3 separate regions of the Homo sapiens genome follow, and all the other regions are linked to region 1. A link is an interaction called in ENCODE POLR2A ChIA-PET data of the cell type or tissue named here. Cell type or tissue: Panc1. All regions are shown on one strand. Region 1 has its middle 26 kb from the start of TGIF1. Region 2 overlaps MYOM1 (myomesin 1). Region 3 overlaps DLGAP1 (DLG associated protein 1).

The links. Peaks named below come from ENCODE experiments on the same cell type or tissue, not always from the same donor. Only the 100,000 strongest peaks of a DNase experiment are listed, where the experiment ranks them.
Region 2: POLR2A ChIA-PET joins it to region 1 with 8 read pairs; 1 of 35 experiments calls an interaction of 5 or more read pairs at or near these places.
Region 3: POLR2A ChIA-PET joins it to region 1 with 11 read pairs; 1 of 35 experiments calls an interaction of 5 or more read pairs at or near these places.

What each region holds. Positions count from the first base shown.
Region 1 is chr18:3,419,683-3,427,682 of GRCh38, reverse strand. It overlaps a transcript of TGIF1 not described here and the pseudogene LOC124904374. Among named protein-coding and RNA genes, the nearest start is that of TGIF1, 26 kb to the left of the region's middle. RefSeq lists enhancers at 974-1,474, 1,475-1,975. In Panc1, no CTCF peak of the experiment used is centred here; no DNase peak of the experiment used is centred here; H3K27ac peaks cover 1,051 bases.
Region 2 is chr18:3,090,422-3,098,421 of GRCh38, reverse strand. MYOM1 (myomesin 1) reads left to right here. Exons shown (of 38, transcript NM_003803.4): 26 at 4,116-4,252; 27 at 7,620-7,764. It also overlaps the pseudogene RNU7-25P. Among named protein-coding and RNA genes, the nearest start is that of LPIN2, 81 kb to the right of the region's middle. In Panc1, no CTCF peak of the experiment used is centred here; no DNase peak of the experiment used is centred here; H3K27ac peaks cover 295 bases.
Region 3 is chr18:3,548,958-3,556,957 of GRCh38, reverse strand. All of the region lies in intron 9 of DLGAP1 (DLG associated protein 1), which reads left to right. Among named protein-coding and RNA genes, the nearest start is that of DLGAP1-AS1, 41 kb to the left of the region's middle. RefSeq lists an enhancer at 1,529-2,079. In Panc1, no CTCF peak of the experiment used is centred here; no DNase peak of the experiment used is centred here; H3K27ac peaks cover 4,261 bases.

The DNA.
Region 1 (8,000 bases):
GGTTGCAGTAAACTGAGAGCCCGTCACTGCACTCCAGCCTGGGTGACAGAGGGAAACCCCGTCTCAAAAAAAAAAAAAAAGAATATATTCTGGCTCAGGCACAGTGGCTCACGCCTGTAATCCTAGCACTCTGGGAGGCTGAGGCAGGCGGATCACTTGAGATCAAGAGTTGGAGACCAGCCTAGCCAACCTGGGAAACCCCGTCTCTACTAAAAATACAAAAATTAGCCACGTGTGGTGGCGCACACCTGTAGTCCCAGCTACTCGGGAGGCTGAGGAAGAGAATCACTTGAACCTAGTGGGGTGGAGGTTGCAGTGTCCCGAAATTGTGCCTCTGCACTCTAGCCTGGGCAACAGAGTGAGGCTTCATCTCAAAGAAAAAAAAAAAAAGGGAGAATGTATTCTGGAAATCACTCCGTATCAGTTTATAGAGATCATTGGCTGGGCGCGGTGGCTCACGCCTGTAATCCCAGCACTTTGAGAGGCCGAGGCGGGTGGATTGCCTGAGGTCAGGAGTTCGAGGCTAGCCTGGCCAACATGGTGAAACCCCGTCTGTACTAAAAATACAAAAATTAGCCGGGCATGGTGGCGCAAGCCTGTAATCCCAGCTATTTGGGAGGCTGAGGCAGGAGAATCGCTTGAACCCGGGAGGTGGAGGTTGAACCCGGGAGGCGGAGGTTGCAGTGAGCCGAGATCATGCCATTGCACTCCAGCCTAGGCTACAAGAGTGAAACTCCGTCTCCAAAAAAAAAAAAAAAAAAAAAAAGAGATCATCCTTATTACTTTTTTACCGCTGCATAGTACCCCACTGCTTGGCTGTACCATGGTTTAATTACTTTCTCATGTTTGGCATTTGGACTGCAATTCTAAATAGTGCTGCAAAGAACAATCTTGTTCACATGTATTTTCATATTATTGAAGCTATATCCTCAGAACAACTTCCTAAAAGTGTGATTCTTATGTCAAAAAATAAACGTGTGGCTTTGTTAGATATTGCCAAATTCTACTTCACAAGGGTTGTACCAATTTGCATTTCCACTAGCAATGAATGGGAATTCCTGCTTCTTTCTCCACAGTATTAGCAAACAAAATACAAATATGGAAGACAGACATATATTAGGCCCATAGGTTATCTGTACAGCTAACACCAGTCTTTTCTGAGAACATTCTCCATTATCAGTCTATGGGTTGACTGAATAAGTGGACCCTAGCTGGGCCAGGGGCAGTGACTCATGCCTGTAATGCCAGCACTTTGGGAGGCAGAGGCAGGCGGATCGCTGGAGGTCAGGAGTTTGAGACCAGCCTAGACAACACAGTGAAACCCTGTCTCTATACAAAACACAAAAATCAGCTAGGTGTGGTGATGTGCATCTGTAGTCCCAGCAACTTGGGAGGCTGAGGTGTGAGAATCACTTGAGCCCAGGAGGAGGACGTTGCAGTGAGCCAAGATTGTGTCACTGCACTCCAGCCTGGGCAACAGAGCAAGACCCTGTCTCAAAAAAAAAAAAAAAAAAAAGGACCCTAGCCAGAACTGGGCCTGAGATTAGGGCTAAAGTCTTAGTGTGTCTCAGGAAATTCGAAGTTGGGGGACTGCTCACTTATACATGGCCATATACCAAACAAAATAGATAAAAGGATACATGTAAAAACACTTTCTCCTACTATACTCTCACAACGTAGGATGCTGCTGTGACCAAATATGGGGCGGGGGCAGGGCAGGGCAGGGGGATGGTGCGGGTTTCCTGACACACCAAGCAAGCAATCAATTCCGCAAGAGATTCTCCAGCACACACCAGTTGGATGTCCTCGTAACTGCCTGATGGGTTCTTCCCGCACAGGCCCAATCCACTGAGCCCATGGCATTGCAGTCAAGAAAGAGTTCAGTTGACACGATGCTGGCACCACGCAGGAGACAGTCATCACCCAAATCAATATCCCAGCATGCCTGGAGGTTAGGGGTTTTTCAAGGATAGTTTGGTAGGCAGGAGGCTAGGGACGGGGCCATGCGGATTGGCTGGGGATGCAATCATAGGGGTGTGGAAAACAGTCCTTGTATGCTGAGTTGGCTTCTGGGTGGGGCCCACCAGAGGAGTCACTGGTCTGGGTGGGGCCATCCAGTACTTAGAAATGCAAAAGCCTGAAAAGACGTCCCAAAAGGCCAATCTTAAACTCTACAATAGTGATGTTATTTACAGGATTAATTGGGGAAGTTGCAAATCTTATGACTTTCGGAATAATGGCTGGTAATTATTTAACTACACCCACATCTTAGTAGAATTCAGGCCCCTCTCATCCTCCTAACTTCATGATGTTCATCAGTTTTACAAGGGTAGTTTAGTTTTTGGAAAGGGCTATCATCACGTAAACTATAAACTAAATTTCTCCCGTGGTTAGCTTGGCCTATGCCCAGGTATGAGCAAGGACAGCCAGTCTGTGAGGATAGAAGCAAGATGGAGTTAGCCATGTCACATTTCTCTTGCTGTCATAATTTTGCAAAGGCAGTTTCATCCTCTAGAATTCAGTTCAATTCTGACACTATCTACCTGAAGGTAGCATCAAACCTCACGGGTTGAGAGTTCAGTCCCACAAGACTGCCCCACTTTAGACATCATAAGTAGTAGGTTGTCACCAATACTTCTGACCAACTGGCTATACATCAGGGTTCCCATGGCCCTTCCACAGGTTTGATTAATTTGCTAGAGCAGCTCACAGACCTTTGGGAAACACTTACTTATGTTTACCTGTTTATTATAAAGGATATTAGAAAGGATACAGATGAACAGCCAGATGGAAGAGATGCATAGGGCAAGGTATGGGGAAGGGGTGCAGAGCTTCTGTGCCCGCTCCAGGCATATCACCCTCCCAGCACCTCCAAGGGTTAAGCAACTCAGAAGCTCTCCAACTTCTATCCTTTGGGGGTTTTATGGAGGGGTCATTAAGTAGGCATGATTGATTACATCATTGGCCATTGGTGAATAACTCAAACTTCAGCTACTCTCTCCTCCCCGAGGCTGGGGGTGGGGCTGAAAGTTCCTACCCTCTAATCCAGTGGCAACCACTATCCTGGGGCTATCCAGTAGCCCCTACCCACCCACCCAAAGGTCAATTCATTAGCACACAAGGAGATTCCAAGGATTTTAGAAGTTGCTTGCCAGGAAATGGGTAGAAGACCAAGTAGTATTTCACAATATCACAGGAGAGAAATCTGGTTTGCAGAAGCTGATATGAGAATGACCTCAGTTACTGATGGCTTCTCTATTTCCTGTTTCAGATCCTGCAAGGTGTGGCTGAACTTCCCACCCATGGATTACAGTAAAAACTTGACTGCATGTGATCCTTTGTAGTTAATAACATGATGATTGTGTTTTCACACTCTCGTGTGAGATATGCCTCCCTCAAATCTTGGCACATTACCCATCTGACATTAAAAAAAAACAACAAAAAAAACTTACTTTGCTGATATTATTACTGATGATTACTTATAATAAAATAATCATAATTAGAGAAATAGCTACAATACAATGAGATATGTACTTGATCATAAACCTACATTAATTAGGTCGCAGCTTGAGTTGCTCTCACATAGACCCAAATAAACATGAAAGAATTTGACTTGTCTCTGTGTCACAGTGTGAACATAAGCACTCCAGGGCTGCGGAAGCGCCACAATGTTGGTGACGCAGACCCCTTCTGTATTGTCACTCCATCGTGGCTGCCCTCTTTAGTTTAAGATAGCTGCTTTAATTCTCTCTACCTCTCAACATTTAGGCCACTGGAAAGAGAGGAAGAAACGAGGGCAGGTGTGCCTTTTTTTGTTTTGTTGTTTTTGAGACAGAGCACTGCTCTGTCACCCAGGCTGGAGTGCAGTGGTGTGATCATAGCTCACTGCAGCCTTGACCTCCTGGGCTCCAGTGATCCTCCTGCCTTAGTCTCCCGAGTAGCTGGGATTGCAAGTGTGCACCACCACACCCGGCTAATTTTTAAAACTCTTTTTTTTTTGAGATGGGAGTCTCGCTCTGTTGTGCAGGCTGGAGGGCAGTGGCGCGATCTCTGCTCACTGCAAGCTCCGCCTCCTGGGTTCACGACATTCTCCTGCCTCAGTAGCTCCTGAGTAGCTGGGATCACAGGCGCCCGACACCAAGCCCGGCTAATTTTTTGTATTTTTTTAGTAGAGACGGGGTTTCGCCGTGTTAGCCAGGAAGGTCTCGATGTCCTGACCTCGTGATCTGCCCGCCCTGGCCTCCCAAAGTGCTGGGATTACAAGCGTGAGCCACTGCGCTCAGCCTTAAAACTTTTTTTTGTAGAGACGGGGTCTCACTATGTTGCCCAGGCTGGTTGAGAACTCTGGGCTCAAGGGACCCTCCTGCCACAGCTTCCCAAAGTGTTGGGATTAGAGGCCTGAGCCACCACGCCCAGCCATGCCTATTTTTTCAATAGTACAATATGTGATATACTGTCATGCATCAACGACGGGGAGACATTCTGAGAAATGTGTCTTCAGGTGTTAGGCGTGTACTCAGACAAACTTAGAGCCGACTACATGCATTAGGCTTATGGTATGGCCTATTGCTTCTATGCTACTAGGAGTGATGTAACCATATGAGTACTGCAGGTGATTGCAACACAATGGTAAGTATTGATCTATCTAAACCTAGAACATGTATAGTAAAAATATGGCATAAAAGACAAAAAAAGCCTGGGCGCGGTGGCTCACGCCTACAATCCCAGCGCTTTGGGAGGCCGAGGCAGGTGGATCATGAGGTCAGGAGATAGAGACCATCCTGGATAACACGGTGAAACCCCGTCTCTACTAAAATACAAAAAATTAGCTGGGCGTGGTGGCGGGTGCCTGTAGTCCCAGCTACTCAGGAGGCTGAGGCAGGAGAATGGTGTGAACCCAGGAGGTGGAGCTTGCAGTGAGCGGAGATCACGCCACTGCACTCCAGACTGGGCGACAGAGCCAGACTCTGTCTCAAAAAAAAAAAAAAAAAAAAAAAAAAAAAAAAAAAGGCCACCTATATAGGGCACTTAACATTAATGGAGCCTGCAGGACTGAATGTTGCTTTCAGTGAGTCGGTGAGTGAGTGGTGAGTGAATGGGAAGGCCTACAAAATATTACTGTACACTATTGTAGACTTTATAAATGATATACACTTTGGCTACATTTTATTTTTTAAAATTTCTTTCTTCAATAATAAATTAACTTTACCTTACTATAACTTTTTTATTTTATAAAGTTTTAAATTTTTAAAAACTTTTTGACTTTGTCACAACACTAAGCCTAAAAACAAGCACACTGTACAGCTCTATGAAAATGTATTCGTTCTTCATGTCCATATTCTATAAGCTTTTTCTATCAAATTTTTTTTTTTTTTTTTTTTTTTTTACTTTTTAAACTTTTTGTTAAAAACTGAAACACAAACACACACATTAGCCTAGGCCTACACAGGGTCAGGATCATCAACATCACTGTCTTTTTTTTTTTTTTTTTTACGGTGTCTCACTCTGTCGCCCAGGCTGGAGTGCAGTGGCGCCATCTCTGCTCACTGCAATCTCCGCCTCCCAGGTTCAAGCGATTCTCCTGCCTCAGCCTCCTGAGTAGCTAGGATTACAGGTGACCACCTCCACGCCCAATTAATTTTTGTATTTTTAGTAGAGACGGGGTTTCACCATGTTGGCCAGGCTAGTCTCGAACTCCTGACCTCAAGTGATCTGCTCACCTCAGCCTCGCAAAGTGCTGGGATTACAGGCGTGAGCCACTGTGCCCGGCCAATATCCCTGTCTTTCACCTGTATATCTTTCCCACTGAGAGGTCTTTGGGGCAATAACACTTATGGAGTGTTCAGCTTCCATGGTAACAATGCCGTCTTTTGCAATACCTCCTGAAGGACCTGCCTGAGGTTGCTTTACAGTTAATTTTTTTATTAAACAGAAAGAGTACACTCTAAAATAACAATTAAAAATATAGTATAGATGGGCGCGGTGGCTCACGCCTGTAATCCCAACACTTTAGGCGGCCGAGATGGGTGGATCACCTGAGGTCGGGAGTTCGAGATCAGCCTGGCCAGTATGGAGAAACCCTGTCTCTACTAAAAATACAAAATTAGCTGGGTTTGGTGGTGCATGCCTGTAATCCCAGCTACTCAGGAGGCTGAGGCAGGAGAATCACCTGAACCTGGGAGGTGGAAGTTGCGGTGAGCCAAGATCAAGCCATTGCACTCCAGCTTGGGGCAACAAGATGCAAACTCCATCTCAAATATGTGTGTATATATATATTTTATATACTATATATATATAAATGTATATATATAGTATAGTAAGACGCAAACTCCATCTCAAATATATATATATTTTATATACTATATATAAATGTATATATATAGTATAGTAAGACGCAAACTCCATCTCAAATATATATATATTTTATATACTATATATAAATGTATATATATAGTATAGTAAACTCATAAACAGGTAACTTGGTCATTTATTATCAAGTGCTAGTACCATCAAATACAGTAGATTTGTTTACACCAGCATCAGCATCACCACAAACATGTGAATAATGTGTTGCACCACAAAGTTAGGACAGCTTTGACGTCACAAGGCAACAGGAATTTTTCAGCTCCCTTATAATCTTATGGGACCACCATCATATACGTAGTCTGTCTTTGACCAAAATGTTATGAGGTACATGACTGTATATAATTTCTCCTCACATCCCATTGATTAGAACCAAGTCACACTGTCAAACTCCTCCTGTGAGGAAATGTATTCCATTCTAGTCTGCTTTCTAACTGGCTAATTCTTGCTTTGGTTCATCAGTCTTACAGAACTTGGCTAAAAGCAGCAAAAAGCAGTCAAAATACATAAATATTGATATTTCTTAAACACCCCTCCTAGAACTAAGGGCTAAGGGCCTGACATGTGAACTGTCTTCCAAGATATTGCAGGAGATAATTTGTCTGAAATTAACATAGCTACCATAGCTTTCTTTTGATTAGTGTTAGTGTGGCATCTCTGTATTCATCCTTTTACTTTTCACCTGTGCCTGCATATTTAAAGTGAGTTTCTTGTAAACAACGTATAGTTGGGTGATGTTATTTTATCCACTCTGATAGTCTCTGTCTTTTAATTAATGTATTTAGATCATTCACATTTAAAGTGATCATTGATATAGTTGGATTAACATGTACCTTAATTGTAGTTTATTTTATTTCATTGCTCTTATTCTTTGTTTCCTTTTTGTTTTCCACTCTTTTTCTTTCTTGTTTGGTTTTATTAATATTATTTTTTTTTTGAGAGGGAGTCTCACTCTGTTGCCCAGGCTGGAGTGCAGTGGCGCGATCTTGGCTCACTGCAAACTCCACCTCCTGGATTCAAGTGATTCTTCTGCCTCAGCCTCCTCTGAGTAGCTGGGATGACAGGCACCCACCATCAAGCATGACTAATTTTTGTATGTTTAGTAGAGATAGGGTTTCATCATGTTGGCCAGGATGGTCTCAAACTCTGCCTGACCTCAAGTGATCCACCCACCTTGTCCTCCCAAAGTGCTTTAATTATAGGCTTGAGCCACCATGCCTGGCCACTTGTTTGATTTTAATTGAGCATTTACATGATTACAAACCCGTGTTTAAATCAGGTTATTTTCCTTTTTTCTTTTTCCTTTTTTTTTTTGAGACGGAGTCTTGCCCCGTTACCCAGGTTGGAGTGCAATGGCACGATCTCAGTTCAGTGCAACCTCTGCCTCCCGGGTTCAAGTGATTCTCCTGCCTCAGCCTCCTGAGTAGCTGGGATTACAGGCAGGCACCACCATGCCCAGCTAATTTTTGTATTTTTAGTAGAGGAGGGGTTTTGCTATGTTGGCCAGGCTGGTCTTGAACACCTGACCTCAGGTGATCCACTCGCCTTGGCCTCCCACAGTGCTGGGATTACAGGCGTGAGCCACCGTGCCCAGCCTGCTTTTTTCTTGTTGAGTTGGAGACTAATTTTTATATGGA
Region 2 (8,000 bases), 330 kb after region 1:
CCTGTAATCCCAGCTACTCAGGAGGCTGAAGCAGGATAATTGCTTGAACCCGGGAGGCGAAGGTTGCAGTGAGCCGAGATCGTGCCACTGCACTCCAGCCTGGGTGACAGAGCAAGACTCCATCTCAAAAAATAAAAATAAATAAAAATAAAATAAAATAAATGCTGTAAGAGATAATAAATATGGTATTGATGAATCCATGAACTATTCAGGAAAAATATGAACATTAATTGAAACAGACCAGTGATCCCTGAACCTGCTGCCCAACGCAGAAGTCTCCAAGCTACATAAGATGGTTGTACTTTCTACTCTCGAACATTGACAGAAATGGGGAGAAACAGCAGCACCTACTAATCTAGTCAGATAATAAACATTGATTAAGTGTCTAGACAACAACTAGTCCAAACAACATTTACATTCAGCTTAAAGGTTGGAGATGAGAGAAGATGGGGTGTCACTTTTGAGCTCAAGATGCCCAGGCCTCCCTGGAGTTTAGTGTTCATATGGACTTGGAGAGAGAATTAGTCCGGGCAGTAGGCATTGCCTGATGTCATTATCATTTATGCTGAGATATTTTATCTTGCATAAGCCCAAGAACTCTGATTATTGGTGCTACGAGAGAGGGTAGCAGCAAACTCAGTTATCCTTTTATTAGAGACCCAGTGTCGCATTTTGGTAGAGAGACCCTGAGAATGTGATTAAAACTCTGACATTCGGCTGGGCAAGGTGGCTCATGCCTGTAATCCCAGCACTTAGGAAAGCCAAGGCGGGAGGATCACTTGAGCCCAGGAGTTCAAGACCAGCCTGGTCAACATGGTGAAACCCTATCTCTACAAAAATACAAAAATTAGCCAGGTGTGGCCGCAGCTCCTCGAGAGACTGAGGCGGGAGGATCACTTGAGCCCAGCAGTTGGAGGCTGCAGTGAGCCGTGATCATGCCACTGCACTTCAGCCTGGGTGACAGAGTGAGAATCTGTCACAAAAAAATGAGTATAAAAATCACAAAATAACAAACTCTGACATGCAAGTATCAGAGCCCCCAACCCAAGGGTGTTTTGGTTAACCCAAGGAAGCAACATTTTTCAATACTAAAACTCCAGCTCTTTTCTTTCCCCTACCACTATCAGACCAATGAGGTCACAAGGTGAATATCTTCAGAGGTCTGGTGGTAGGATCAAAGTAGCACATGCAATTTCTTGATTCATACCCACTTCCTGTTGGTAAATGCTGGCATGTTGATGAAGTCGTTTTCTTGAGATTTTGTAAAGTTTTAAACTGTCTTATTTCTTAGAGAATGTAATAAAGAGTATAGTATTCCTTTATCCTTTGGCACAGTAAATTCTCCTATTTTAAGCTGTTTTCAAAATTATTTTGAAAACCACTAAACACGTGCCTTAAACCTACAAATAACATATTTCGCTGAGGCACATTAACTGCCAGAGAAAAGAGCCTAAGGAAATTTGGAGCTGAGTAAATAGAAAAAATAGAAATGCACAAAGCTAAAAATAGAAATCGACTTAGTCTATCTTGCCAGTATTGATACTAAATTGCAGTGTGGAAAGATAGCTTATTTGAATATATATCCATACACCAAGAATTCAAGGTATTTTGAGGGGGTGGGTGGAGGGTACACTTTGGTATTATCAGCATGCTGCATAATAGCCCTTCATTTGCAGACACCGGTTTTTACCCCTCTTGTATACATGCACTATATGTGGGGAGGCAAGCACAAGCACGTATACATAAATACAGATATGTTGGTGTGTCCTCTTAGGTGTCAACATATTATATTCTAAAATTAGTGGTTGTAAAATTTAACCAGGTGTGGTGGCTCTCGCCTGTAATCCCAGCTACTCTGGAGGCTAAGGTACAAGAATCTCTTGAACCTGGGAGGTGGAGGTTGCAGTGAGCCGAGATCATGCCATTGCCTAGGTGACAGAGTGAGACTCCATCTCAAAAAAAAAAAAAATGGTGTTTCTAGGGTGTTGTAGAAGCAACTAGAGGAGGAGAGAGATAACAAAATATTAACAGCCAACATTAATAGAGCATTTATTATATGCCAGGCTCTTTATAGAGTATTTAAGCAGTATATATTATTTGAATTCCACAATGACCTTAAAAGGGTTGGTATTGTGGCGATTTGATTTTAGAGGGGAAGAACATGAGGCCCAGAGAGGTTAAGTAACTAGATCATTTGCAAACAGCTGGTTAAACCCAGGTGGTCTGCCTCTGGAGCCTGCTCCCCTGACTGTGATGTGGGCTATCTCTATGTAGGCACGGCCACATTTGCTCCGTGCCCACTGTGGACATTCAAGGCGGCCAGCATTCCCCAGACGATGTTCTCAGGACTCAGGGAGGACAGTGAACATTAAGGGAGCTGGAGACTTCCAGGAGGGCCTGTTCCTCCTCCTCCCTCATCACTCTGGGCCTCTTAGGTAACCTCCTCACTCACATAGTAAGTTTCCTAGAATGAGGTCTCCAGATATTTTTAGAAGAAATTGTGCTTTCTACTCTCCTCAAGACTTAGTTGTAGCAAGCATGAGCATCCTGTAAGGGAGAAGCTTAGCCTCTGCCCTTGCTGCCCTGGTGCACTCAGACATCCTGCTCACACTGGAAAACCACCGTGTGGACAACGAGGACCAAGAGGAATACAGAAGAGAGGGAGTGACCCTGCTCTCAGCTCCACCACCCAGACGTGTTACCACTGTCTCCTGGGGTGCAGTTGAGATTTTGTAAAGAGACCAGTAAAGTGAGGGGAGGAAGATAACCAACCTTCTTGAACACAGACCACTATTCACAGTACCTTAATGTGTTCTCTTACTATATTTACATTTGTTTGTTTGTTTATTTATTTGAGACAGAGTCTCACTTTGTTGCCCAGGCTGGAGTGCAGTGGCGCGATCTCGGCTCACTGCAACCTCCGCCTCCCAGGTTCAAGCAGTTCTCCTGCCTCAGCCTCTTGAGTAGCTGGGATATAGGCGCCCACCACCACGCCTGGCTAATTTTTGTAATTTTAGTAGAGATGGGGTTTCACCATGTTGGCCAGGCTGGTCTCGAACTTCTGACCTCAAGGGATTTGCCCCCCTCGGCCTCCCCAAGTATTAGGATTACAGGCGTGAGCCACCATGCCCGGCCTTATATTTACTCTTCATAGCACATCCATGTTAGCAGGTGAGGGACACGAGGTCTAAAGGAGGAGAGTAACTGGTCCAGATCTTGGTGGGACTCCAAAGCCCACCTTCTCTCCACCTTGAAACCCCCTCAATAGATGACATCTGAGCCCCCTCTCAGTCCTGCATTGGAATGAATGTATCACACTGAACTTGGTAGTGAATATGGAATAATGCAAAGAAAATCATCCCTTGAAACTTGAAAAGGGTAGTTTTAAAATAAATACAAAGAAATATTAATTTACATTTGACATAAGTTTAGGAAGCTTCTAATTTAAAATACAGCACATGCCAACTAGATGAGGTGGCTCACACCTGTAATCCCAACACCTTGGGAGGCCAAGGAGGATCACTTGAGGTTAGGAGTTCAAGACCACCTGGGCAACATAGTGAGTCTCTTTCTAATAAAAGAAAAATAAAAAACTAGCCGAATGTGGTGGTGCGTGACTGTTGTGTGAGCTACTCAGGAGGCGGAGGTGAGAGGATCGCCTGAACCCAGGAGGCAGAGGTTGCAGTGAGCCGAGATCATGCCACTGCACTCCAGCCTGGGCAACAGAGTGAGAACCTATTGCAAAAAAAAAAAGAAAAAGAAAAAGAAAAAACACCAACCAAAAGCCACAGTAGAAAGTTACAGATATTAGCTACAAGTGCCCCTATGCCCCTAGAGGTAAGTTCATCTTCCTCATTTTTACAGTTGAGACAACTATGATTCAAAGAGAATGAACAACTTGCTCCAAGTGACAGTCCCAGCATCAGAGCTGAGTCCCTCTGTCTTTAATCTAAGGCTTTCCCTGCAACTCTCACTGCCTCTGGGCTTTGCAAGAAGCAGGTGCTACATTGTCATTTCCATTGTGTGGTTTTTTTTTTTTTTTCACTTGATGGAAAATGAGTACCAATATAATTGGTTACCAATATAATTACTGTGTTTATTTTTACTTTTCATAGCTGTCCCAGTTAAATCAGAGTTGGCAGTTGAAATTTTGGAGAAAGGCCAGGTCCGGTTTTGGATGCAGGCTGAGAAACTGTCTGGCAATGCCAAAGTCAACTACATATTTAACGAGAAGGAAATTTTTGAAGGCCCGGTAGGTTTTACACTGTTTAGACTTTTTAATGTATCATTGTAGAATACACTGAGGAAGCCTTATGTGGATGTGGATATGTTGTTATAAAAACCGCTGGGTGGTGGAGTGGGAGAGTTTAAATCCTTCTCACAAGTGAAAACTGTGAAATGAAAATACAGATTGACTATAACATATTATGCAAACTGGGACGCTTTGAGAATGAAAGGACAACAGTCATAAATAGTCATAAACCAAAACGGTCTCAGGCAAACCGAGATGTATGATCCCCATGAAAATAGAGAGGCTCTCCTGGGAGGCAGAGGAGCCCATACCCTACCCTGAATTCACATCTTACTCACACTGGACACCCCAGCACGGACTTGATTCATTATATGAAGAATAGGCCTCTTGTCCCAATGGCTCTGAAAAATGCAATAAAAATACCTTTCATTGCTTTTCTGGTTAAAAACACGATACATCCTTATTGTAAAAAGCATTAAAGACTCAGAAAGGACTAATCACACATTCTTACGGCTTTTCTTAATTTGGTGGTGGTGGTGGGGAGTCTTTCCAGCAAAAACCGGAAAGCCTGCTAGACAAATTCTAAAAGAGCTGTAACACTTCTTATGGCTTTTTGATGTACATATTGGTATATACTTTTTTAGACTTTTTTCTATGCTTCTCTGTGTGTACGTCTGTTTGAGTCATATTTACGTAGGTGATTTTGTATATATATAAAATACTCTTTCCTTTCCTTTTAACATAAACATAGTTTTTGTAGATAGAGTTACAACATCTAAGTTTTATTTGTCCTCCCCACAGATGTCAGTCAAGTCAAGATCAGGCCAGTGCCCAGCAGTACTGAAGAACTGGGGGTTCAGGGGCACTGACCTGTGCTATCATGGGTGTAAATGGGAAACTGAAAGGGCAGAGGAGGTGTGGTTTGTGGCCATTAGTAGCAACCCTTTCCCTTTTCACTGAGATGTATTTTTAAAACATTTGAGGACTTGTTAGTGAGAGGGAAACGAGTACCATGAATATTAGGAGAGTATGCAGTATAGTCCTTTCCAGTGCATAGAGTGACTTGCTGTGGGGCCAGAACAAGTCACTCCTGACTCCTGTGTCCACTGCGACCCGTCTCCTCTCCACTTTCAAAATGTTCCCTCGACTGCTGTGATCACCACCTGGTCAGGGGAGAGGAAGGAAAAGTGTTGTTGGCCTCACTCATCACCCCACAGCCATTGAGTGAACATTCATGCATATGTGCATATAGACGTACTCCCCTTCACGTGTTCAAGCGTGCATACATGTTGCCTTGAGGGTATGCAGCTGCTCTCTTAAGTTTCTTAGAAAGAGAGTCTGAAGTAGTTTCTCGTTCAAGTGATTTATTGTTGGGGAGCAGGATAGGATGGGGGGATGCTAAGCAAAAATGTGGTCTCAGTTGGAGACTGACTTCCTGCAGGTGAGGCTCGGGAGCATGAATTGCATCACAGAGTTCATCCCAGACCTGAGCCTTCATTCTGTGACATTTTATATATAGCAAAAGTTAACCAATTCAAATCCATCATGGTATTTGTGCTTGCATGCCTAGCAACTAAAACTTATCTTTACATTCTGGGAAAAAAAAAAGTTGTCTAAACAATATGATAAAATAAGTATAGTCTAATAGGGCTATTTCCATTCATTAAGAGCAAATAGGGCCAGTCATGGTGGCTCACACGTGTAATCCCAGCACTTTGGGAGGCCAAGGCAGGGGAATTACTTGAGGCTCAGAGTTTGAAACCAGCTTGGGCAACATAGTGAAACCTCATCTCTACAAAAAATTTTTAAAAATTGGTGAGGCATAGTGGTGTGTGCCTGTAGTCCTAGCCTCAAGATCCTGAGGCCTGAGGCTTCAGTCCAGGAGTTCGAGGCTGCAGTGAGCTATGATTGCACCACTGCACTCCAGCCTGGGCATCAGAGCGAGACCCTATCTCTAAAAAGAGAGAGTAAACACATTTAGAAGCATTTTTTTTCATGTATTAGTTCAGCAGATATTTATTAATTGACTACTATATACCATGTATGTGCAAGATGCCAAGGAGATAGCGATGAATGAGCAAGATACCTGCCTCTGCTGCCTATAGTTTTACATTATTCTACTCATTAAAAATAATGTAGGCCGGGAGCAGTGGCTTATGCCTGTAATCCCAGCACTTTGGGAGGCCGAGGTGGGCAGATCACTTGAGGTCAGGACTTCAAGACCAGCCTGGCCATCATGGTAAAACTCTGTCTCTACTAAAAATACAAAAATCAGCTGGGTATGGTGGCACACGCCTGTAGTCCCAGCTACTCAGGAGGCTGAGGCAGCAGAATCACTTGAACCTGGGAGGCCGAGGTTGCAATTAGCCAAGATTGCACCACTGCACTCCAGCCTGGGCGACAGAACAAGAATCCGTCTCTAAATAAATAAATAAATAAATAATGTAATCTGGAAGGTAATGTGAGAGTCTAAAGACAACTTTTTGACATTTTGTGACTTGGGGTAACAAAACTTTATTTAGATTTAAGAAACTAAATTTCAGACTTTTTAGTAATCTATTCTGGTCTAGGTCATAAACTCCACATAATATTTCCCTTTACCTGGGTATAAGAATATAAAGCACTTGTTCAGTTATGAAGAGATTTTATTTAAATTATTATTCTAATTTTTAATGTTTAATTTTTTTTTTTTAGACATGGTCTCCTTCTGTTGCTCAGGCTGGAGTGCAGTGGCACAATCATGGCTCACTGTAGCCTTGACCTCCTGGGTTCAAGAGATCCTCCCATCTGAGTGGCTGGGATTAAAGGTGCACACCACCATGCCCAACCAATTTTTCAATGTTTTTTTTTTTTTAGACAGAGTTTTGCTCTTGTTGCCCAGGCTGGAGTGCAATGGTGCGATCTCGGCTCACTGCAACCTCTGCCTCCTAGGTTCAAGCAATTCTCCTGGCTCAGCCTCCCAGGTAGCTGGGATTACAGGCGCATCCCACCACACCAGGCTAATTTTTGTGTTTTTAGTAGAGACGGGGTTTCATCATATTGGTCAGGCTGGTCTCGAACTCCTGACCTCAGGTGATCTGCCCACCTCAGCCTCCCAAAGTGCTGGGATTACAGGCGTGAGCCACTGTGCCTAGCCTATTTTTCTATTTTTATATAGACAAGGTCTCGCTTTGCTGCTCAGGCTGTTCTCAAACTTCTGGCCTCAAGTAATCCTCCCACCTCGACCTCCCAAAGTACTGGGATTACAGGCATGAACAGGCACTGCATCTAGCCTTTGGGGTTTATTTTTATTTCATCAAGCTTGTTGTCATTCCAAGTAAAATATATGCCTCAGTGATTTCTCTGTCATTTTCTTTTCACACTGAAGAAATATAAAATGCATATTGACCGAAACACTGGCATCATCGAAATGTTCATGGAAAAGCTACAGGATGAGGATGAGGGAACGTACACTTTCCAGCTTCAAGATGGAAAAGCAACTAACCATTCTACTGTTGTTCTCGTTGGAGATGGTAAGAATTCCGTGGAACATTAACCAGCAGGCTTTGCTACTCCCTTCAATCTAAGTACCCCATGGCACAAAAGTTGTTATTTGAAAGGTAGTAGGAATTTTTTCTTAATTGACTTCTAATGTTCAAAATACAATTTTCAGCTGGGCGCGGTGGCTCATGCCTATAATCCCAGCACTTTGAGAGGCCGAGGCGGGTGGATCACCTAAGGTCAAGAGTTTAAGACCAGCCTGGCCAAC
Region 3 (8,000 bases), 130 kb before region 1:
GCCTTTAACTAGGCTAACTAAGAGAGAAGACACAAATTACTCTTATAATATCAGACATGAGCAATCCATATGCCTTGGCCTCCCAACGTGTTGAGATTAGAGGCATGAACTACCTTGCCTAATCAACAGTTTCTTACAAAACTAAATATATTCTTTACCATACAAGTCAGCAATTTTGTTTCTTGGAATTTATCCACATGAATTGAAAACTTATGTTCACTCAAAATCCTGCACGTGGTTATTTATAACACCTGTATTTCTAATCACCCAAACTTGGAACCAACCAAGTTGTCCTTTAGTAGGTCAATGGATAAATAAACTGTGGTGCATACAGATAATAGAATATTATTCAGCACTAAAAGTAATAAGCTATTGAGCCACAAAAAGACATGGGAAAAACGTCAACGTATTATTACTAAGTGAAACAAGCCAATCTGAAAAATCTATATACTGTATGATTCCAACTATGTGACACCCTGGAAAGGCAACGAGACAGTAAAAAGATGACTAGTTGCCAGGGGTTAGGAGGAAGGAGGTATGAATAGGCTGAGGATGTCTGGGGCAGTGAAACGATTCTGAATGTATAATGCAACGGTGGATACGAGAATGTACAACACCAAGAGTAACCCTACTGTAAACCATGGACTTTGGGTGATAATGACAGCCAGTGTAGGTTCCTGAACTGCACCAAAAGTGCCACTCTAGTGTGAAATGTGGATATCAGTTGAGGCTGTGTGTGTGTCGGGGGAAGGGGTGTATGGGAGTTCCCTACTTTGTGCTCAATTTTGCTGTGAGCCTAAAACTGTTCTAAAAAAACAAAGTTTATTAATTTTAAAAAGGGGTTGGAGGAAAGCGGACTATAGCATTAACCTCAGTGTGTTGTCCTGGGGTGTTTTGTTTAATACATGTAAAACTTTTAGAGCAATACCTGATATATACAATGCTCTGCGTGTTTCCTAGTCTATTAAGCACTCAAATAGAATCTCTCTAAAGAAAGAAGTTTCAAGATAATAATTATGCTGCCTTTTCTTCAAAAAAAAGGAGGAGAAAGTCGTCTCCTTTACTTTACTTCAAACATTTCTCCTGCAATCAGCCAGTCTATCTTTCCAGGTTTTTAAATTTATTTGTTTATTTATTTATTTTTTTTGAGACGGAGTTTCGCTCCTGTTGCCCAGGCTAGAGTCCAATGGTGTGATCTTGGCTCACTGCAACCTCCGCCTCCTGGGTTCAAGCGATTCTCCTGCCTCAGCCTCCTAAGTAGCTAGGATTATAGGCACACGCCACTACACCCGGCTAATTTTGTATTTTTAGTAGAGACGGGGTTTCACCATGTTGGTCAGGCTGGTCTCGAACTCCTGACTTCAGATGATCCGCCCGCCTCGGCCTCCCAAAGTGCTGGGATTACAGACGTGAGCCACTGCCCCCGGCCTCAAATTTCATTTCCACAATAATGCTAAATATTGCATTGTTTGGTCATACCTAGTAGCAACCTAAAAAACTTTATACGAGCCATTTTTATCATTATTTTTTAAAGTTGAACTTTATTTGAATTATTGAAGTTTGTAGAATGGTCAGTTCCTCAGTAAACTGAGTAAAATATTTAAAACTCATCCCCAAAACGGTTGGCAGGCCAATTTTAGTACTTAGCTTTCCAAAACATACCCTTCTTCAAAGGTCACTTTATAGTTAACCACTGTAAAGTAAATAAGCATTGAAATTGATGTTAATGATTGTTTTCAACCTCTCCAAAAGAAATCCATTGTCAAACAGGAAGAAGGGATTACCAATACCTTCTGTCTCTAACTTAATTCTTTTATGATTTTGCTGGTTGTAATTCATTTAGATAGGATCTTAAAAAGCAATATCGGGCAGATGGGATTACTTAATGACAGCTGAGGGGTATTTTTTTTTTAATTATCTGGTGATAAAGGTGAGGCTGTTGTTTTCACACTGAATGGCCAGTTAACAACTTATCTCTTCCTTTTTCAAATAAACAGACTGATAAAAGACAGCAACCTAACAAAAAGTGAGAAAAAGAAAGAAAATTGAGCTGAGAAAGAGATAGTGCAAAGAAATGATTAAAAGACCTTGTAAGAGGCCAAGGGACTCATTTCCTTTTGAATCAATTATAATTTAGGAACAAAAACTAACCCAGCAAGGCCCACCTAACTGATTGATCTATTAAGGAGTAGACTTCTAAATTTAGTGTGGTTTTCAGTGTTCCAAATCAAAACAAAAAGAAGTTAAAAACTCATTAGTAAAAACTAAAATGCACCAGGTAGCCCTATCTGCTTCAATAACAGGAGTTGAAATGGAGCATCACAAATATCCCTGTTACATTTGCAGGCCACCATGACATTCTCAAAATGCCATGGATCGCAAATGCACATTGTCCATTCTCTGGGGCTGCCTCGCGGTGAGGACCGTGGACAGAGGAATGCTGTCTGAAGATCACTAGTTTAAATGCCGTGGCAGCAGGAAGCCAGGGATAATGAATGCGTATGTCGTTTTGAAAGGAGACTGCTCCTCTCAAGCCAGTGCAGAAACCCATCATCTTCATCAAACATTAGCTGTTTTCCCCCAATTCCTGTTTCACAGGTCAGCTAGTGGTACCGCTCTATAGGACACACATAGCATGTGTTTGCTGATATGCAGGACTGATCCTAAGTAAAGCAGGCAAATCTTGGCAACATCTCCCCAAGGGGCACTCACCTCCGCCAGTGGCCCCATGCAGAAGTCTCCAGCATCATGTCCCAATTGTCTCTCATCCTTTTGATGGTCCCCAGGAATTTGTATGAGGTCCTTTTGTCTTTCAGGCTGATAATTAGCAAATCTAGTAAGCCAATCCTTTCTGTTGACTTAGGTGAGAAAGCTAAGAGGTTCCCAGGAATCTCCCATTTCCTTCCAAATAACAATTCTATTTTAACAGTGGCTTCAAACTAGACTTTCTTACATTAGCCCATTAGTGACTCTAAGACTCCAGCAGTGGACACAAAGAGGAAGAATATTACTGTTTTCATTACAAAAGTAGTATGCAAATTTACTTGGAAGAAAACATATCTTAACATATTAACAGTTTTTAATTTTGATAGGCTTTGGAGTAATTTTTTAAAAAACTATGTGTGGGCCGGGCGTGGTGGCTCACGCTTGTAATCCCAGCACATTGGGGGACCGAGGTGGGTGGATCACCTGAGGTCAAGAATTTGAGACCACCTGGCCAACATGGTGAAACCCTGTCTCTACTAAAAATACAAAAATTAGCCAGGCATGATGGCGCACATCTGTAATCCCAGCTACTCGGGAGGCTGAGGCAGGAGAACTGCTTGAACCCGGAAGACGGAGGTTGCAGTGAACTGAGATCACGCAATTGCACTCCATCCTGGGCGACAGAGTGAGACTCTGTCTCAAACAAACAAACAAAAAACAAAAAAACTATGTGTGTATGTATCTTCTTTTTACGTATTATCTACCTTTTCCACAGTAATTACATATTATTGAACAATGCAATTAATGATAAGAAAAACAAAGTAGTATTTACATTGTAAAAATGTATAAATTACAGAAATAAAATAAAGTCGCCCATAATCCTATCCATTAACCATGAACAAATAAATAAGTATATTTTTACCCACACTTTTTCCACGAACATTTAAAGAGTTGGTGGAATAATCCTATGTATAGTCTTACAACATCTTTAAAATCAACAAACATTATTTAAAAAGTTTTCTTTTTACTATTGAAAATTCATAGCAAACACCTCTTTTAATGAATGCACAATACTCAAATTCATAGGAGGACCATAATTTCTGCCCCTTTCTCCTTCTGCCGGATTATCAACATTACTTTTAGATGATTTCTGTTTAAAGATGGTGAAAAAAAAGGATACACATGTATCTTGGAGGCCTTCTGAAACTAAATGACAATAAAAGGAATTTTTGTTTGTTTTGGCATTAACTCCCAAGGAGGAAGAGAACAAGAGAGAAAAAAAAAAACAGCAAAATTTAGCAAGCTAGAAAGCAGATATGGAAGTGACAACCGATTTGGCAGACCAGAGAAAGCTGAATCGAAAGCCAGTAGTGCAGGAATCCAAGATGTAATCCCATTTAAATTTAAGAACCCACAAAATGCATGTGGATGGGTGGCATTGGGCGCTCTGAAAGCGGGGATGAAGATGGAGCTAAAAAGTCCTTGAATCTGCGGAGCCAAGTGACAGTCCTTCCTTACCCTGACAGAGACTGAGGGTGTCTCTTCTTCAGAGGCTAAAACTAAGGGTCTCTGGCCTGGAGGAGACCAGCATAGTTGAGAGCAGGGTGACTATACTGAAAATAGGAGGATTAAGTGAAGATATACAAACAGTGTTGAGGCACACTGCCCTGAGCCTTCTTAGGCTCGCTCAGCCCCCAGGGTCCCGACAGCAAGGCACAGAACCCTCTACATGGCAGTGTGGCAGAGTCCATTGTGGAGGGCTGACCCTTCTGAGCCCAAAGACCAGAAGATGCTGACATCCGGGATTTTGCAAGATGAAAGCCCAGCCAGATCACCCTACAGTGAGGATTAGAGAGGATAAGCTCTTCCCAAAAGCATAGACTTCTAAGCTGGGTTTAGTGTGCTTCTCAAGAATGAGAAGACAAGGATCAGCAAACTCAGGGAGATAAGACAAGAGCCAGAAAACTAGAAACAAAAATTGTTCAGGAACATTCAGAAAATTAAAAAGTTATTTTTGAGAGAAAAGAGAGGAAAGGTGAGTAAAGAAGCATCCATGAGGGATGTGGAAGTTGTCAAGGTCTTCCTCAAAGAATCTTCTTATCCACCTGGAAGAGATGAGGGAAGGGGCAGAAGTGAAAAGTGCTCTTGCTAGGAGTGGTAGCTCATGCCTAATCCCAGGTCTTTAGGAGGCCAAGGCAGGAGGACTGCTTGGGCCCAGGAGTTCAAGACCAGTCTAGGCAACATAGTGAGACCCTCTATCTACAAAAAATAAAAAGAAAGAAAAAAAAAAACAATTTAAAAATAAATTAGCCAAGTGTGATGGCGGCTGCCTGTAGTCCCAGCTACTTGGGAGGCTGAGGTGGGAGGATCCCTTGAGCCTAGGAGGCAGAGGGTGCAGTGAGCTGAGATTGTGCCACTGCACTCCAGCCTGGGTATCAGAGTGAGACCCTGTCTCAAAAGAAAGAAAAAAAGGAAGGAAAGAAGGAAGGAAGGAAGGAAGGAAGGAAGGAAGGAAGGAAGGAAGGAAGGGAGGGAGGGAGGGAGGGAGGGAGGGAGGGAGGGAGGGAGGGGAGGGAAAAGAAAGAAGGAAAGAGACAAAGAGAGAGAGAAAGGAAGGAAAGAAAGAAAGAAAAAGAAAGAAAGAAAGAAAAAGAAAAAGAAAGAAAGAAAAGAAAAGTGTTCATAGAAATAATAGTGGAACTGTGGCTGGGCATAGTGGTACACACCTGTAATCCCAGCACTTTGGGAAGCCAGGAGGGCAGATCACCTGAGGTCAGAAGTTCAAGACCAGTCTGGCCAACATGGTGAAACCTTGTCTCTACTAAAAATACAAAAATTAGCTGGTCATGATGGTGGGCACCTGTAATCCCAGCTACTCAGGAGCCTGAGGCAGGGGAATCGTGGAACCTGGGAGGTGGAGGTTGCAGTGAGGCAAGACCACCACTACATTCCAGCCTGGGTGTCAGAGCAAGACTTCGTTTACAAAAAAAGAAAAAAAGAAATAGTAGCAGAACTGAAAAATTCAAAAGGACTTGGAAGATAAATTTCAGAAAAAAAGCATTTATATGTATGTGTATATATATATATATATATGTATATAATATTAGTCAGTTTGGGCTGCCATAACAAAATACAACAAACTGATGTCCTAAACAACAGAAATTTATTTTCTCCCAGTTTGGAGGCTAGAGGCATAAGTCTGGTTCTGGTGGGCTGGACGTGGTGGCTCACGCCTGTAATCCCAGCACTTTGGGAGGCCTAGGTGGTGGATCACCTGAGGTCAGGAGTTTGAGACCAGCCTGGCCAACATGGTGAAACCCTGTCTCTACTAAAAATACAAAAATTAGCCAGGCGTGGTGGTGGGCCCCTGTAATCCTAGCTACTCGGAAGACTGAGGCAGTAGAATCACTTGAGCCCAGGAGGCAGAAGTTGTAGTGAGCTGAGATTGAGCCACTGCACTCCAGCCTGGGCGACAGAGTGAGACTCTGTCTTACAAAAAAAAAAAAAAAAAAAAAAAGGGTCTGGTTCTGGATCAAGATGTCAGCAGTGTTGATTTCTCATGTGGTCTCTCTCCCTGGCTTGCAAATGGCCATCTTCTCCCTGTGTCTTCATGTCGTCTCTCCTCTGTGTGTGTCTGTGTCCTAATCTCCTGTTTTTATAAGGACACCAGTCATACTGGATTAGAGCCCACCCTTGGGGCCTCAATCACCTGTTTAAAGGCCCTAAGGCCAGGTGCAGTGGTTCACACCTGTAATCCCAACTCTTAGGGAGGCTGAGGCAGGATGATTGCTTGAGTCTAGGAGTTCCAGACCAGCCTAAGCAAAATAGCCAGACCCTCTCTCTTAAAAAATAAAAAAAATTAGCTGGGCGTGGTGGCATGTGCCTGTAGTCCCAGCTACTCGGGAGGCTGAGGTAGGAGGATGGCTTGAGCTCAGGAAGTTGAGGCTGCAGTGAGCCGTGATTGTGCCACTGCACTGCAGCCTAGGTGACACAGTGATACCCTGTCTCAAATAAAAATACAAATTAAAAATAAAGGCTCTGGCCGGGCGTGGTGGCTCACGCCTGTAACTCCAGCACTTTGGGAGGCCGAGGCAGGTGGATCACGAGGTCAGGAGTTCGAGACCAGCCTGGCCAACATGGTGAAACCCCGTCTCTACTAAAAATACAAAAATTAGCCGGGCATGGTGGCATGCACCTGTAGTCTCAGCTACTTGGGAGGATGAGGCAGGAAAATCGCTTGAACCCGAAAGGTGGAGGTTGTGGTGAGCCAAGATTGTGCCACTGCACTCCAGCCTGGGCAACAGAGCGAGACTCCATCTTAAAAATAAGTAAATAAATAATAAATAAATTAATTAATTAAATAAAGGTCCTATCTCCAAATACAGTCACATACTAAGATACTAGGTGTTAGGACTTCAACATATGAATTTAGGGAAGGGGCCCACAATTTGGCCTGTAACACATATTCAGTTGTGAATGATATTTCCTGGTCATAACAATATAGTCATAAAAAACAAGTTCTGAATATAGTTATCCAAATTAATAATACAGCTATATCAGGGGAATGGAAAAATACAGGGACAGACCGGAAGTGCATGTATGTGTGTGTGTAAGAAAAAGAGGCCAGGGGTGGTGGCTCACGCCTGTGATCCCAAAACTTTGGGAGGCCGAGGCGGGTGGATCACGAGGTCAGGATTTCGAGATCAGCCTGACCAACACGCTGAAACCCTGTCTCTACTAAAAATACAAAAATTAGCTGGGTGTGGTGACACGTGCCTGTAATCCCAGCTACTCAGGAGGCTGAGGCAGGAGAATCCCTTGAACCTGGGAGGCGGAGGTTGCAGTGAGCCGAGATTGCGCCACTGCACTCCAGCCTGGGCAACAGAGTGAGACTCCTTTTCAAAAAAAAAAAAAGAGAGAGAGAGAAAGTGAGGAATAGGAGTGTTGGAAAGGTGAGAGAAATCTAAATCTTCAGCATTCCTAAGGACAGACACTAAAAAATGTGTAAAGATTTATTTTTGTTATTTAGAAATAGTGTTTAAAAGTGGCTGCCTCTGAAGTAGAAAATTGCTCTATAATTGGGCCAGGCATTTCTATTTTTCATAACCAGCCTTTTAGAACCATTTGATATTTTAAAACTGTGCATATATAACTGTGATAAAATTTCCTGAAATGAAATAATCCAGACATTTAAAAAATATTCTTTTTTCTTCGAGATGGAGTCTCGCCCTGTCGCCCGGGCTGGAGTGTGCAGTGGCGCAATCTTGGCTTACTGCCACCTCCCACTCCCAGGT